Regions from separate parts of the Mus musculus genome. Here region 2 is linked to region 1. The links are chromatin loops, found by intact Hi-C in ENCODE. Cell type or tissue: gastrocnemius. All regions are shown on one strand.

Region 1 (2,500 bases):
GCTCAGTCAAATTTTCCCACCTAGGCTCTGTGACTAGTGAGCAGTTTAAGTGCTGCTGGAGGCTCTGTGAAGGCACCAGCACTGAACACTAAGCCCTTCTCTGACTAACCCTAATCATCTCACTTTCTACTTGCTGTTGTGGCCTCTTGGGATTTCTGACTTGACCAGTAAGAACTGGAGCAGGTCAGAGGCAGATGGTTGTTGAATCCCGTGATTAAACTAAGTAAATACACATCAAAGCAGTTAGTAAGTGAGGATGGGACATCTCTGAGATATATCGAGGTGTTGGGGAGTGATTCCCATACTTGGGGAGCATAGGAGGAAGGCAGGGAAGGGAGAAGGGGACCCAGAAAGGTTAAGAGGTTTACAAGGAGGAGCAGGGAGCCAGGCTCAGAGATGTTAGGAAGACCTGTCTCTCAGGCTCAGCAGTCTCACATGCCTCTTGCTTATTTTATTGCTAAACTGGAGGTAAAGAGAGAACCAAGGTGCCAGGAGATCTCTTCCCCTCCCTTTACCCCTCCCTTTACCCCTCCCTTTACCCCTCGCTCAGCCAGAAGGGCCCCGCTTCTTGCTTTAGAGATGGAGATTGATTGAGAGCAGGAAGGTGAATGAGAACCCATTGCATTCACTGTTTTCAAGCAGTATACTGGGTTTTTTTTAAAGTAATATTAATAATGCACCTGTAGATGCCTAATGCCAAATACTCTCACCTTCCAAACATTATTTGCTAGTCACCTATTTATCTGCAGGACCATCTCGCATAGCTATTGATAAAGACGATGGGTACTCACTTGACGGAAATCTCCTGAGCACTTGAGAGGCCGAGGCAGGAAGGCCACACATAAACAACAAAAGACTTGAAATGTGAATAAAGATGATGAGATGATATTAATCCTGGCTACTTATTTTTTTCCATGGGAAGGCTATCTATAATGTTCTCTTGCAGGGTTTGGGAAGACTGGGGCTTGGGAAAGCCCAGAGAGGGCGCTACTCGCACTCCCAGCATGCATTCTGGTAGTGTTTGCCTCTTTTGAGTTGCTCAGAGATGTTACCAGGAGGGAAATGGGCTTCATGACTTTGAAGGTAGATATGATTATCAGTCTGTGTTCTGCCAAAACCCAACCCATGACCATGGGCAAGCTAGATCAATTTTGCCAGCTGTTTCTCACCAGGAGTCCAACCATCAATCAGCCTGCACTGCAGAATGGCGGTGGGGAAGTCCTTCAGTGTTCCTCTTCACAGATTCATCTGGGATATGAGACTGAAGTAGGTAAGAGACCTGAGGCTTATGGAGATTTTTTAGAGTATTATAAAGTGTATTACTTCCCCTCTGATAAGGAAAAAATACCCACCCAAAACTTTCCAGGTGTTTTAGTCTTATTGAAAAAAGAAAGCAATCTCATAGCTATAACTTTTTTAAAAAATCATAGCTATAATTGTTTATTGTTTTTGATAGCATATTTATTTTATAGAACACATACTTTCTATAGTAAACTTTACTTCAGGGGGGAAAATCACGACATTAAAACACTACATAGTATTATTATTGTATGTATAATGTTTTATGTCAGCAAAATACATTTTTAGAATTATAATAATCTTTTGCCATTTTAAATGCTGTAAATGATCTGTTAACTGTAATTTTCTTAAGCACTCTTGCCTAAGCATTGAGCTTTCTCTCTTTCTCTTCCTCCCTCCTTCCTCCTTATTTTTAAATAGTATGATGTAAGTTTTCTTAACACCATTTCCTCCTTTTCTTTGTTCATGTGTGCGTGACGCTGGAGATGGACCCATTTCATGCCCCCATTTCAGGCTCTTTCTATAGAATCTATTTTTAAGAGTGGAGCTTCTAAGTCCAATAGTGAATATTTGAGTGGTCCTTGATACTTATTGGAACTATTTTAGGTAGAATCCTGGATGATACATAAGGCAGGGAATTCATATCAATAAATAGCTAAAAAGACTGGAAGGGGCCATTGTAGAACTGGTCTTTATTTTAGTAGAAGTGTTCTTTAGAACAGTGGACACACCCTGTCATGTCACAGTATTTTTCTGGTATTAAAAAATATAAGTCTATTTGATTTTTATCTTTGGAGGAATCATCTTAGTGAGTGCAGAGGAAAGAAGAAGGAGTGCTTTTTTTTTTCTAAAATATTTAAATTCAAACAAATACAAAGTGATAATTGTGTGACATCTGAACTTGCCAATGAGATAAGTAATTATCTCTGGGCAATGGGTAAATGTGCTGGCCAGCAAACCCCACAGCCAGAGTTCAATCTCCAGGAACTTAGGTGGGGAAGGAGATAACTGACTTCCAAATGCTCACCCCCAAATATACAATTAAAATAAAAATCTTCCTTTTATGAGTAGCAACTGATCAAAACAATATTCAAATAATGACATCAGTCAAAGTATGATTTGATGGCCATCACTCATGTCAATAGGCAACACAAAAGCCTGAGAGTAAGTTAAGGAGAAATTCAGCAACAAACAAATTGAC
Region 2 (2,500 bases), 140 kb after region 1:
TTCTAAGTTGTTTATTTCTGGAATTTTGCAGATACTGTCAGACCACTGATAAAAGAAACCTTGGAAAGTTAACACAGTTGCTCATGCAAGGATGTAGGTTCTGTCCCCAACAAAACAAAAGACAGAACTAAAAAAACAATAGAAAAGTAAAATAGCCAGGCGTACGCCTTTAATCCCAGCACTTGGGAGACAGAGGCAGGCGGATTTCTGAGTTCGAGGCCAGCCTGGTCTACAGAGTGAGTTCCAGGACAGCCAGGGCTACACAGAGAAACCCTGTCTCGAAAAACCAAACAAAAAAAAAGAAAAGTAAAATAACAAAAACCTAAGCATAATTCGTAAAAGAGGCATTTCACAAAAGATTAATACAAAAATGACTAATATTTTTAAACTCATTCACCAGGCAAAATAAAGTCACACACTGATAAAGTACCACCATCCAAATCGCAGCATTTTTTGAAGATGGTAAGCATCGTAAGTATGGAATAACTAGAGTTCTCAACCGTCTTGAGAAGGCCCAACAGAACCTAATGCCAGAAATTTTTAAAAAATAATCAACCAGAAATAGTGGCAATATACTGCAAGGAGGTCGACGGCAGGAGTACGGGGACAGCCTGGGCTACATAGCAAAACTCTGACCCAGAAAGAAAACCAAACAAAAAAAAAACAGCAATTCCACTCCTCCGAGGTATATATCCCAACCTAGTAATTTGTTGGTTTGTGTTGGTTCACTTAAAAATCATTACCTGAAAACTTAAAATTGTGATCTTTCTACTCCAGATAGGCTTGAATAAATTTTCTAAGATTTCCTTGACACAAACTTCTCATAGAAGGTGAGCATTTTCTATCTTACAGGAAGCAAAGTTCTGGAACACTGAGAAATTATTACTAATAAAATTTAAAACACACACACCAAAAAAAAAAAAAAAAAAAAAAACACCGCGCAAAGATTAAAAACTACCAACAGACCATGTTTCTCTAACTTCAGGAAGCTCTGGAATTCATTCTCTCGGCGGAGAAAGGTTTATTATTCTCCAAAGAAAACCGCTTGTTGCTCTTCAAAATCCCCTCCAGCAGAAACGGGACTGCGAGGGAACCGGTCCAGAACTTTTGCTTCGCTCTTTGGTGAAAAGACCTAAGGTCGGAGTCACCAGCGCAGGCGCCACCACCGCAAGCCAACCCACCGGAAACCCGCGGTTAATCTCAGGCTAGCCCCGTTAGGCGATGGGCAACCGGGTGCACAGGAGCTCCGTGCGCCGTCGCTCTGCACACCTGGCTCGCCCATCACCTGCCGGCAGCCGCCGCAGGCCGAATGGAGACGCCAACTTTCCGAGCAGGGCGCGGCGGACCGCCGTGTCCTCGAGGACGGGCCCCGAGGCCGCCCGGGCCAGGCGAGAGCGGGGAACGCAGGCCCCGGCGGGCTCGCGCCGCAAACTCGGCGGCGGCCCGGGTGGGCGGCGCGGCCCTCGGCGGCGCCCGCGCCCTCCCTCGCCGCAGCCCGGCCTGGCGCGGCGCCCCTCACCTTGGAAACCTGGGGTGGACTCCGCCGTCAACATGAACTTCCCATGCAGCCGGCGGCCGTGCCGCCGCCGCCTCCAAGCGCCTCGGCCCGGCTCGGCCTCCGCGGCCGCGTTCCCCGCGTGACCCGGCGCACGCCTCCTGCTCAGGAACCCGGAGCTGCCCGCGACCCTCCACCGTACCGCCGACGACTCGGGAGAACCCCGCGCAGCCCCACGCCCGCCAGCTCCGCCCGGCTCTGGTCGGGCCGCTTCACGAAAGCCCAGGGCGCAGGCGCGGCGAGGGCCTTAAAGAGCCCCGGCCGGCCTCTACGGCATAATGGGTTCGAGCAGGTTAGGGCCCCGGCCGCGCTGGCGAAGCCGAAGCAGAAGCCGAAGGGATTGGACCGAGAGGAACGGAGGCGGGGAGATCCCTCTCGGTCCTCCGCCCCTCTTCCCAAGCGCCCAGCCCTCGGCCATGCAAACTGCTGACTTCCCAGTCTCTCGAGCCGCCCCTGGCCAGTCAGGGAAGCACAAGACACGCCCCCTCGGAGCCCCCCGGGCGAGCATCCGCGCAGGCCTGGGGCGCGCACAGCGACGCGCAGCTTTGCGAGGGCTGCCCGGAGTCTCACTCCCAAAAACATAATATTAATCAAATGGCACTCGCGGTGGTAAAACAGGTCTTCCACTAATCCTCTAGAATAAACCGTGGGTTTTTTCGGAGTCCGGCAGAGGGTGGGCAATTATCCAACACCAACCAAGAAATTCTTAGAAGGAAATTACTTAGTTTGGGACAAAAACAGCCTATTCATTTGGGTCCTGTCAAAGGAATTGCAGGCAACAAAAAAAAAAAATAATAAAGGCAATATAAATCATTTTTGTTATATACTTGAAAGTGACCAAAAGGATAGTAATTACCATCAAGCAGTCAGAAAAGCTCTAAAATTGTTTACTAATATGATACCACTGGCTTTTACATTTAGATTTGTAAGACCTGTCCAGAAAAA

Evidence for each region. Peaks named below come from ENCODE experiments on the same cell type or tissue, not always from the same donor. Only the 100,000 strongest peaks of a DNase experiment are listed, where the experiment ranks them.
Region 2: it touches region 1 in a loop (9-fold over the local background); 1 of 42 quality-filtered maps calls a loop at or near these places.

What each region holds. Positions count from the first base shown.
Region 1 is chr5:107,727,914-107,730,413 of GRCm38, forward strand. No RefSeq gene overlaps it. Among named protein-coding and RNA genes, the nearest start is that of Gfi1, 4.8 kb to the left of the region's middle. In gastrocnemius, no CTCF peak of the experiment used is centred here; no DNase peak of the experiment used is centred here.
Region 2 is chr5:107,867,272-107,869,771 of GRCm38, forward strand. Evi5 (ecotropic viral integration site 5) reads right to left here and starts at 1,777. Exons shown (of 20, transcript NM_001378824.1): 1 at 1,520-1,777. In gastrocnemius, no CTCF peak of the experiment used is centred here; DNase peaks (open chromatin) are centred at 1,236 and 1,895; H3K4me3 peaks cover 1,922 bases; H3K27ac peaks cover 1,576 bases.